Linked DNA regions of Homo sapiens: all the other regions are linked to region 2. The links are chromatin contacts, found by Hi-C or POLR2A ChIA-PET in ENCODE. All regions are on one chromosome and are shown on one strand. Each heading gives the region's core, a stretch centred on a gene start or an enhancer-like site at or near the end of the contact. The rest is flanking DNA. Distances are from core to core; before and after follow the strand shown.

Evidence for each region. A loop is a pair of places that touch in the nucleus more often than their neighbours do. ChIA-PET counts read pairs that join two places held with the same protein, here RNA polymerase II (POLR2A). Pooled maps may share reads with other maps.
Region 1: POLR2A ChIA-PET joins it to region 2 with 8 read pairs in OCI-LY7. The contact joins the enhancer-like site here to the promoter of KPNA2 in region 2. A Hi-C loop is called at or near these places in 4 of 168 maps with a recorded cell type or tissue (B cell, CD8-positive, alpha-beta T cell and naive thymus-derived CD4-positive, alpha-beta T cell), 6 of 37 single-sample maps with no recorded cell type and 13 of 50 pooled maps. POLR2A ChIA-PET finds 5 or more read pairs at or near these places in 17 of 52 experiments (A549, GM12878, H1 and 14 more).
Region 3: a map of endothelial cell of umbilical vein shows a loop between it and region 2 (24-fold over the local background). The contact joins the promoter of BPTF here to the promoter of KPNA2 in region 2. A Hi-C loop is called at or near these places in 8 of 168 maps with a recorded cell type or tissue (CD8-positive, alpha-beta T cell, ascending aorta, dorsolateral prefrontal cortex and 4 more), 9 of 37 single-sample maps with no recorded cell type and 23 of 50 pooled maps. POLR2A ChIA-PET finds 5 or more read pairs at or near these places in 8 of 52 experiments (B cell, Caco-2, H1 and 5 more).
Region 4: a pooled map shows a loop between it and region 2 (3-fold over the local background). The contact joins the enhancer-like site here to the promoter of KPNA2 in region 2. A Hi-C loop is called at or near these places in 5 of 50 pooled maps. POLR2A ChIA-PET finds 5 or more read pairs at or near these places in 2 of 52 experiments (H1 and OCI-LY7).

Annotation. Positions count from the first base shown.
Region 1 is chr17:68,212,264-68,214,963 of GRCh38, forward strand. It overlaps a transcript of AMZ2 not described here. Among named protein-coding and RNA genes, the nearest start is that of AMZ2, 34 kb to the right of the region's middle. Within about 2 kb of position 1,373, at least 2 of the 41 ENCODE cell types and tissues checked have a DNase peak (open chromatin) inside an H3K27ac peak, as active enhancers do; they include B cell and OCI-LY7, where a contact is called at or near this core.
Region 2 is chr17:68,034,449-68,037,148 of GRCh38, forward strand. It overlaps KPNA2 (karyopherin subunit alpha 2), which reads left to right and starts at 1,287. Exons shown (of 11, transcript NM_002266.4): 1 at 1,287-1,392; 2 at 2,662-2,700. The coding sequence starts at 2,685. RefSeq lists a silencer at 1,020-1,069 and enhancers at 1,033-1,580, 1,600-1,819.
Region 3 is chr17:67,824,242-67,826,941 of GRCh38, forward strand. It overlaps BPTF (bromodomain PHD finger transcription factor), which reads left to right and starts at 1,262. Exons shown (of 28, transcript NM_182641.4): 1 at 1,262-2,096. The coding sequence starts at 1,484. RefSeq lists enhancers at 510-1,207, 1,208-1,903, 1,866-2,135 and silencers at 1,116-1,185, 1,386-1,435, 1,616-1,815.
Region 4 is chr17:68,262,263-68,264,962 of GRCh38, forward strand. It overlaps a transcript of ARSG not described here. Among named protein-coding and RNA genes, the nearest start is that of AMZ2, 16 kb to the left of the region's middle. Within about 2 kb of position 1,390, at least 2 of the 41 ENCODE cell types and tissues checked have a DNase peak (open chromatin) inside an H3K27ac peak, as active enhancers do; they include OCI-LY7, where a contact is called at or near this core.

The DNA.
Region 1 (2,700 bases), core at 123-2,622, 180 kb after region 2:
TGAGAAGCTGAGGCAAGAGGATTGCTTGAGCCCAGGAGGCAGAGGTTGCAGTGAGCCAAGAATATACCACTGCACTCCAGCCTGGGTGACAGAACCAAATCTTGTTTCAAAGAAGAAAAAAAAATCTACCCTTGAAGTGGCTTATGCCTGTGATCCCAACACTTTGGGAGGCTAAGGCAGGAGGATGCCTTGAGCCCAGGAGTTTGAGGCTGCAGTGAGCTATGATTATGCCATTGCACTCCAGCTTGGGAGACAGAAAGAGACCTTGTCACAAAAATAAATAATTTAATTAAATAATTTTTTTTCTTTTCTTTCTTTTTTCAGGGTCTCTTTCACCCTGTCATCCAGGTTGGGGTGCAACGGCTCAATCTCAGCTAACTGCCACCTCCACCTCCTAGGTTCAAGCGATACTCCCACCTCAGCCTACCAAGTAGCTAGGATTATACAGGTGCACACCACCACACCTGGCTAATGTCTTTTGTTTGTGTATTTTTTGTAGAGATGGGGGTTTTGTCATGTTGCCTAAACTCCTGGGTTCAAGCAATCCACCGACCTCAGCCTCCCAAAGTGCTGGGATTACAGGAGTGAGCCATCGCACCTGGCCAATTTTTTCCTTTTACTGTGTCTGTGGTTCCACAACTTCCTTTTTTCCTGTTCTCTATGGACTTTCTACCTCATTTGGACTCTGCTTAGATTGGCCTAGTTCTCTTTAATCAAATCTTCAGGAACCAATTCATTACCATTAAAAATGATCTAACAAGCTTTATTTTTTATCATTGTTAAAAATCCTCGTTTTGAGTAACACAACCACAAAGTAAAGAATGTTATCATTGATTTAACCAGTAAAAGACAATACTTAACAATAAAATTTTAAAAACATACGCCAGCCGGCTTACCTGGTGAAAAAAATGATTGCGGCTGCAAGCTGCATTTGCCAGACAATGGTTTTAGATTTGCTGTGCACGCTGAACGCCATGAAAAATGGACTGCCTGGCCTCTTCATAAGGAAATCAATTACTTGCCTCTTTCTGAGTGAAAAGAATGAAAGGATTTAAAAAATCATAATAACCAAAATGGGGAGAATAAAACAAACTGGGCAGAGGGATGGGCTACTTTGCGTCTTCAGCTTCTGAAGTCTTCAAAGCCCTCTTCCAGTTCTTAGAATTAGGTCACATGAAAAAATCTGGTAGGATGAAATGAGTGTCAGAGCAGGGAATGGAAAGGAGAGTAGAAACTTTATCAATGTGCTGTCGAGAGGTCTGAATCCACACTGATTCTTGATTCTTTGTGGCTGGAAGCTTACGGAATCTTCGCTGTCTATGGTGTTCTGCAGTTTTACAGTGATACGCCCTTGTGTGGGCCACTTTCATCCACGAGGTATTTTTGGTGGGCGTTTTCAATCTGGCAATTGTGTTTGATTCTGAGAACTTCTCCTGACAACTTCCTCTTTTCCCTCTTGTATTTATCTTGAGCTATGATTTTATTGAACGTTGGACTTCCTATTTTGGTCTTCTGACATTCTTATCATTTCTCTCCAGTTTTCCTCTTTGTCTCTTTTTCTTTTTGGGGTATTTGTATGTGTTCAGGTTTTTAAGATTTCCTTATCTTGGTCGTCCAACCCTACTATCCAGTTTTTCCTTTCTGCTACCATATTTTTATTATCTAAGAGCTCTTTTGTTTTTAGAATCTTCCTTTAAAAAAATTAGTAAAATCCTGTTTCTGTGTCCTGGATATAGTATTTTCTCTTACTTTTCTGAGGCTATTAATGACAGGTTTTTTTTTTTCTCCTCTGTGCATGGTCTGTTTCTTCTAAGTTGCTGCTTCCTATTCTTTTTTTTTTTTATTTCTTCCTCAGATGTTTATTAATTCTTAATTTTCTGCTTCTCATTAACATCGTGGTACTCTGTAGCCAGTTGGAAGCTCTGAGCAAGTGGGTGGGCCTTATCAATTTTGACTTAACCATTGGATGATTTTCATTGTCTCTTTTATTGGGGGAAATCCCTCTTGTCAGTATCTTGAGGTCTGTCCTCGAGAGTAAGCTCTAGAGGAGCGATGGCATGGAAAGGCCTTTTCCTGTGTCCTGCTTGAAGCATGGAGGTCTTGCTGGTGGTATTCTGGTGGCTGAGTGGTGGAAGAAAGCTTCATTTATTGTGCACACAGCATTTACTATGTATATCGTCACTTAAATCCTCAGTTTTCTGTACAGTACCTTTCTTCACAACTGAGCGTGGTTTCTCCCAGTCCAGGGAACCTCAGTTTACCTCCTCTAGAGACTAGACCTTTGGCAGCTTGAAGGGGAGAGAGATGGTTTAGGAATCTGCTCCAGCCAGTTCCCTATTCTAGAGACACCCCTCCTTGTTATCATTGCGTTTTGAGGATTGTGTTCTCAACTTCACCTTCCTTTTTAGTTGGAGATCAGACTTTCTTGAGTCTGCTGAGGCAGTAATCACTTGTTCATCTACTTTCAGAATTTTTTTTTTAATTGTGTGTCTCCTACTTTATCCTTATGAGTTAGTCTTTAACAATTTTTTTTTTTTTGACAGGGTCTCACTTTGTCACCCAAGCTCTGAACTGCAGTGGCGCTATCTTGGCTAACTGTAGCTTCGACCTCCTGGGCTCAAGCAGTCCTCCTGCTTCAGTCCCGCAAATAGCTGGGACTACAGGTGTGTGACACCACGCCCGGCTAATTTTTGCATTTTT
Region 2 (2,700 bases), core at 37-2,536:
CTGGCATTAATGCCTGCAAAAATGGACAAACTTGCTGTTTGAATTTATTTATAGTAAGAAATAAACCATGAAAACTTTTCTAAAATGTAATCTTTTAGAACACAAAAAAATTGCAGAAACAAAAATGGCCCAGAATCCTGATGCTCTGTTGACCATCTTTGTTTTGTTTGTTCGTTTGAGCATATGGCAAAAAATGCAAAATTCAGAAATGTGTAATGAGCATAGAATGTTACTATAACAATTGAAAAAACTTGAACACACACTACATACTAAACAACAGCATGAAATTTCAGTTTTTCTGAATTTGATGACTGCAGTGTGGTTATATAAGAGAATGTCTTTTCTTAGGAGAGACACCGTGAAACAGAGGAAAAAGGACATGATTCTGAAACTTTCTCTTAAAGTAACATATTAAAATCACACATATGTACACGCGTGCATATGTATACATATATATGTATAGAGAAAGCAATAGCAAATGTGGCAAAATGTTAAGATTTGGCAAATCTGGATAAAGATTTGCAATTCTGCTGCATTTGAAATTATTTAAAAATAAAAAACTTGAGTTTTTGGAGAAACAGGCATAAGAAACCTTTTGTTTCCATATTTGCGGCTTCTATACAGTCTTTTATGATGCAATTAAAAAAAAACTAAACTAAAAAATATAACACAAATCTTCCCTCCCATAGTAGCCAGAAACCCCCGCCGAGTACTTTGGGTGTCATAATAGGAAAAAAATGCAAAGCAATATGTTTTTCTATAAAGATTACTTATTTACTAATTAGAATTTTTTTATTTTCATGAAGATCAACAACAAAGTTTTTAAAATAATGACTTAGAGAATCATTTTGTGGTATTTGTTTAAGGCTGTCGCCCAGGAAAACGCCCAAGGACCATGCACGCTTCAACCCTATGGAAACACGAACGGCCCAGGGAACCGCCCCTTCGCGCTGCTTGACGGGATCTGGAGTCCTCCCGCTCCGCCCCGCCAGGCGCTCAGGGACCGCCCGGCCGCTCCCTCACCGCCCGGCCGCTCCCTCACCGCCCGGCCGCTCCCTCACCGCCCGGCCGCTCCCTCACCGCCCGGCCGCTCCCTCATCTCGCGATGCCATCCTCTTTTTTTTTTTTTCTTTCCCCCCTCCCACTCGCCCCCAAGCCCTATGACTCCCTCCCCTCCCAACGTGTTTTTCAAATCCACCAATGGGCACACAGCTTAGGCTCGAACCAGCCAATCGGAATGCGGAGTCACCGGGAAATTTAAATCGCGCCGGCCGGCTGCACGAGCCACACGGTCTTTGAGCTGAGTCGAGGTGGACCCTTTGAACGCAGTCGCCCTACAGCCGCTGATTCCCCCCGCATCGCCTCCCGTGGAAGCCCAGGCCCGCTTCGCAGGTACAGACTCAGGCGGCGGCCCGGCCCGAGCGCTAACGGCTTGCCCGTGGGCGGCGTTCGCCTTTTGGGTTGGGGGAGGGAGGCCCCGGGTCCACGCCGAGCCTGGCTCTGCCTCCCGCGTTGACTAGGCCTCGGGGGCGACGTTCATTGACCAGGCGGCTGAGTTTCGCGGGGTCTGCGGGTTTAGGGCGCCGACGCTCTGCAAACGGCAGCGGAGGCCTTAACGCGTCGCGGCCGGGAGAATCGGAGCGAGCCAGGCTTGAGGGCGAATGTCCCGGGAGGACTTGTGGCGGCCCTGGTTTCGCCTCCTCCTTTCTCGTTGCATCTTCCCCGGCGTGGGGGCAGGGGCTGGGGGTGGCAGTTGGGAGCACCGTCTCTGACACCTAGGCCCCGGGGGTGGCTCTGCCACCAAGTCGTAGGCGAGCGTAATGAAAGCAAAGATAGCAAATTGTAAGGAGGGCTTTGACTTTTGTCATCTTCTGAATGACGCACAGCTGATGTCATCCTAATTAAGCGCATTCACTCCTAGTCTCTGGAAATGCAAATCAAATATGCGAGATGCGGCACTGCATTTTTAATGTTGACCATAATGTAATGATGAAGCAAATTTTTATTTAATTTTCGAGTCTGCACCTATTTTGGCCAAGTAAAGACAGTAAAATAGGGAGAGCCTCCTGAGGATCTGAATTTATTGCCCTGGCACATAATTTTTAGCTGTAAGTTGACTTGGTTCCCCTACTTTGTCTTGAATTAACTATTAGGGACTCTGGAGTATCGAACTAGGCTGTCAGAAACGGTGGATACATGTGGCTAGTCCAAATTGAAATACGCTGTAAGCTTAAAGTACACAAAAGATTTCAAAGATGGAGTATGGAAAAAGAATGTAGAAGATGTCAGTTATTTTATATATTGATAACACGTTGAAATACTATTTGGATATGTTGGGTTAAGTAAAATACATTATTAAAATTAGTTTCACTTGTTTCTTTTCTCCTTTTTAAAAATATGGCTACTAGGAAGTTTCAATTTATATAGCTTGCATTCTATTTCTGATGGAGAGCCCTCTCCAGGAAGTCTCAGCCCTTTAGAGGGAAGGGGGACACTTCCCCTTTGGGTAAAGCTATTTCATAGTGCCGAAAACATGATGATCCCCCCTCTAGTATACAGGTGTGGATTCAGTAGATGCTTGATAATTCAGTTCTTATTTGGTACTATTATTGACAAAGGAAAATGATAAAGGAAATATTTTTCTCTTCCCCCATCTTTTAGCTTTCTCCCTTTGTCTCATAACCATGTCCACCAACGAGA
Region 3 (2,700 bases), core at 12-2,511, 210 kb before region 2:
CCTCAGCCTCTCGCTAGCTGGGACCACAGGTGCACACCACCATGCCCGGCTAATTTTTCAAATTTTTTCTAAAGACGAGGTCCTGCTATGTTGCCCAGGCTGGTCTTGAACTCTTGACCTCAAGCTATCATCCGGCCTTGGCCTCTCAAAGGACTGGGATTGCAGGTGTGAGCTACCACGCCCGGCCAACTATTTTTCTTTAAATTACTTTTCGGTTGTCACTTCTCTCAATAAATATTCATATGTTTATAACACCTTTCTCTTATCTAAAGAGCTGACCTCAACCACTCAGGGTTGAGTCGCTGTGATAAGGTTTGAGGGTGCCTGAAATGTCATCATGATTCGTCCTTTGGGCTAAGCTGAAACCTAGTGACTTGTCAGGTCAATAAATTAAGGTTATTTCCCGATAATACAAACATTTAACACCGTGAAGTAGGTTTTAGGCAGGATTCCCTCTTTTCCACTGCAAAGGAGAGGTAAGTTCTTGCTGAGGTGATCGAAGTCCTAGCTGGGGCACTGGGAAGGTGGCGGGACATTGGAACGTGCAGTAGTTGCGTTCTGGAGTTTACTGAGGCTTTCCCAGTGCGGATTCCACGCTACAGGTCTTAGGGCGCCCCTCCCTCCGGGCGTGGCAGCCCGGGGCGTGGCTCCTGGCACAGATCCGGAGCAGTTGTCATTGGAGTCATTTTCTGGACTCCAGCTCCATGCTTCAGAGTTTCCTAAGTTCAGGGGGCTTGTCTCTCTGTCCCCTCGACTAATTTCCCTCTGTCGCTGGCGCTGCCCGGTGCCCTCGGTCGCTTGGGCCGCCCCTCTCCGCGACTTTTTTTTTTCTTTCTCTCGCTGGCTCTTTCAGCATCAGTTTCCATAGGGGGAGGGAAGGGAATGATATTTGGGGGCTCCCTTGCCTTCCTCTCCGAGCCGCGAAAGGGGAGACGCGGGGAGGAGGTCCGGCCGGCTTTGGGCTCCAGCCAGCGGTCCGCGGAGACTTTGGTCTCCGAAGGCCTTTGACGCCGGGCATTTCGCGAGCTGCGCGCCCCTCTCAGCCGCGCCACCTGCGCCCGGAGTTTTGCCGCGCCACCCGCGCCCGGAGTCCAGCCGCACCGCGCTGTGCCGAGCCCAGGCGCCCAGGGCTCCCCGCCCCCGACTCGACGCTCCCGCGCTCCCCCTAGCGGCCGCCGCGCCGCTTCGCTCCGTCCCAGGCTCGTCGGCGGCGCAGCTCACGTGACCGCGCTCTGGGCCTGCGGCCGCTGTCGGTTCCCCCAGTCACCGAGCGAGAGGGAAGAAACAAGATGGCGGCTGAAGGCGATCCGGAGTGGGGCCCCAGCAATTCGGATTGAGCCTTCTCCCTCCACCCGCTTCCGTCGGCCGGGCCCCTCCCGCCCGGCCCCGCGGGCCTCCCCACCCGGCCCCGGCGCTCCCCACCGCCCCCCCTGCGCCCGCCCCTCCCCCTTCGCTTTCCTTCTCCCCCCGCCTCGGCTCCGACATGAGGGGCCGGCGGGGCAGGCCGCCCAAGCAGCCCGCGGCTCCCGCTGCGGAGCGCTGCGCCCCGGCCCCGCCGCCACCGCCGCCGCCGCCCACGTCCGGACCCATCGGGGGGCTCCGCTCGCGGCACCGCGGCAGCAGCCGGGGCAGGTGGGCCGCCGCCCAGGCTGAGGTGGCGCCCAAGACGCGGCTGAGCTCGCCCAGGGGGGGCAGCAGTAGCCGGAGGAAGCCGCCGCCGCCGCCGCCGGCCCCCCCCAGCACCAGCGCCCCGGGCCGGGGGGGGCGAGGAGGCGGGGGCGGCAGGACGGGGGGCGGGGGCGGCGGCGGCCACCTGGCCCGGACCACCGCGGCCCGGAGGGCCGTCAACAAAGTGGTGTACGATGACCACGAGAGCGAGGAGGAGGAGGAAGAGGAGGACATGGTCTCCGAGGAGGAGGAGGAGGAGGACGGCGACGCCGAGGAGACCCAGGATTCTGAGGACGACGAGGAGGATGAGATGGAAGAGGACGACGATGACTCCGATTATCCGGAGGAGATGGAAGACGACGACGACGACGCCAGTTACTGCACGGAAAGCAGCTTCAGGAGCCATAGTACCTACAGCAGCACTCCAGGTACCCACCCAGCCCAGTTGCTGCAGACTCCTTCCCCACCTCCTCTGCCCTCCCCCCTTGCTCACTCGTGTGCTGTGCATCCTGCTCCGATCTCCCCCCAACCCCGCCTCCCCCCCAAACAGAGGGGAAATGCGACGGCACATCAAGTGGCAAAAAACTAGATTTACAAGAGGAAAGAGGCGCATTGTTCAAAATGGAGATTGCATTGTTGCAGTTTGCAGGCCACACTCGCTCGCTCTCTCTCCCCCCCCCAACCCCCTTTTTTTCCTCTTCAAAATTTGTGCCAGTGCAGTGTCTCCACCGGGCAGGATTGAAACTTTGGCAAACACATATCCATTGCATTCATTTTTCTCCCCTTGTTTTGGTGTGGTTTTCTGGAATGAAAGAAGCCTCTTGTTTTGCAAACCTCTTTGCATTTCTAATGTGGTTTCTTTCGGATTTTTATTATATATCTGTTACTTAAAAGGGAATTAAGGATTTGGACAGATTGTGGTACACAAACACGCACAAAAAAATGCGTTTTCACACCCCTAGCTGTGGTTTTAAAATTGTGTTAAGGAAACGGATCATTTGGGTTAGTAGGGGAACCTTATCTGGTCCTGTG
Region 4 (2,700 bases), core at 140-2,639, 230 kb after region 2:
AGATCGAGACCATCCTGGCTAACACGGTGAAACTCCGTGTCTACTAAAAATACAAAAAATTAGCCAGGTGTGGTGGCGGGCGCCTGTAGTCCCAGCTACTCGGGAGGCTGAGGCAGGAGAATTGCTTGAGCCTGGGAGGCGGAGGTTGCAGTGAGCCAAGATTGCACCACTGCACTCCAACCTGGGCGACAGAGCGAGACTGCCCCCCCAACCCCCCCAGAAAAAGAGCCAGTGAGGCTAGTGTAGCAGGAGCAGAGGGAAAAGTAATAGTATCCATCAGGCAGTTCATGCAGGGCCCATTGCTAAGGATTTAGTTCAGACTTGTGCTGTAAGAGGATTACTGTGGCTGCTGTATGGAAAATTAAGGTGGGGGTGGCGTGTTCCAAGAGTGGAAGCAGGCAGGCCAGCTAGAAGACTACTGTAATAATCCAGCTAAGATGATATTGGCTTGGATCAAGGGTCCTGGTGCAGTTGGCAGAAGCAGTCAGCTCCTGGATATATTTAGAAAGGAGAGCCGATTGGATGTGTGGAGGAGTGGGTTTGAGGAGGATGATCCAGAGTTCTGCTGAGGACACTTTAAGTAGAAGATGCCTAGTTTTATATCCATGCCCTGCCATGCGGGCAGATATAAATCAGGAGCTCAGGGACAAAGTTGGGACTAAGAATGGGAGGTGCCAGTGCAGAGAGGGTGCTTAAAGTTTTGGTTGAATTCTAGGGTGTATAAGTTGTTAGGGAAGTTAGCGTGCTTGTTCTTGAGTTGCTGGAAAGGCATATAAATGACACAAATACATGGCCACAATCTGTATTTTCTCAATAATATTTGGTGAAATGTTCTGGGCATCAGGTTTCCCGTCTAATTTTCCATGTAGGAAATGGATAGTCATTGAAGTAGTTTTGATTTGGGTGAGTTGTTACATGGAAAGGGAAGTTGTAAGTTCTCTTGCCACTTTTCTTGTTCTGCACCTTTAGAGAGTCATTAACGAGAACTGAACACTAGGGGGACCCAGTTTCCTTACTTATGCAACGGCGGCTGGCCCAGCTGTACGCTACGATCGCCCTCACTTAGGACACATGCAATATAAACACAAATCTGAAAACAAGGGCAGCTTCTCTTTTATCAATGCAATGTATACTTATAGCAGTGATCATTTTTGCGTGTAACATGTCTGAATTCCTTAAATAGGTCATTTTAAGTAATGTGCATAACCATTACTATTTTTCTTTTATGAGACAGGGTCTCACTCTTTGCCAAGGCTGTGTGCAGTGATGCCATCTGGACTCACTGCAACCTCTGCCTTCTGGGCTCAAGTGCTCTTTCTACCTCAGCCTCCTGAGTAGCTGGGACCACAGGCATGAGCCACCACACCTGGCTAATTTTGGTTTCGCCATGTGGCCCAGGCTGGTCTTGAACTCCTGGGCTCAAGCAATTCACTCACCGTGGCTTCCTGAAGTGCTGGGATTACAGGGATGAGCCACAACACCTGGCCACGGTTTAAAGAATTAAAGACAATGGCTTCTAAACTCTAGTTCCCTATTGGTGAGCCCCATATTTGCAAACTTGTGAAACTAAGGATCATGATTTCTTTTTTATTTTTTCTTAATTTTTATTTTTTGAGATGGAATCTTGCTCTGTCGCCCAGGCTAGGGTGCAGTGGCGTGATCTCGACTCACTGCAACCTCCACCTCCCAGGTTCAAGTGCTTCTCCTGCCTCAGCCCCCCGAGTAGCTGGGATTACAGGCACGCACCAACATGTCCGGCTAATTTTTGTATTTTTAGTAGAGACAGGATTTCACCATGTTGGCTAGGCTGGTCTCGAACTCCTGACCTCAAGTGAGCCACCCGCCTCGGCTTCTCAAAGTGCTGGGTGGGATTACAGGTGTGCGCCACCACGCCCAGCTGAAGGATCATGATGATTTCTGATTTACAATAGTTGAATTGGAGTATGGAAATCTAAATGTAATAAATACCACCTGGTGATTTGAATCTGCGCCACAAGAATGCTGACATAGAATCCATTTTCTGTTTTATCACCAGATATTAAGCAAAGGGAAAGGCAAATAAATGCTGAAAAGCTACATTACATATTATTGGAGTATAAAATGTATAACTTTGTTAAAAGGTTTGGACACATTTTGTATTAGTTACGGATACATAGGTCTTAAAAGAGTACATGGTCTCAACTCTTTTTTTTTTGAGTTGGAGTTTCGCTCTTGTTGCCCAGGCTGGGGTACAATGGCGCAATCTTGGCTCACCACAACCTCCATCTCCTGGATTCAAGTGATTCTCCTGTCAGCCTCCCGAGTAGCTGGAATTATAGGCATGCAGCACCATGCCTGTCTAATTTTGTATTTTTAGTAGAGATGGGGTTTTTCCATGTTGGTCAGGCTGGTCTCGAACTCCCAACCTCAGGTGATCCACCCGCCTTGGCCTCCCAAAGAGCTGGGATTACAGGCGTGAGCCACTGCACCTGGCCCAACTCATTTTTATAAGTAGAATAATTTTACTTTTGGGTAGAGAAAGTCTACATAAGGTTTATACTGAAACCTCTTGAAGTCAACAAGCTTAAAGCAGAATCTTTTTAATCAGGGGAAATGAAAACATAATTAGCGGCCTGGTGTGGTGGCTCACGCCTGTAATCCCAACACTTTGGGAGGCCGAGGTGGGTGGATCACCTGAGATCAGGAGTTTGAGACCAGCCT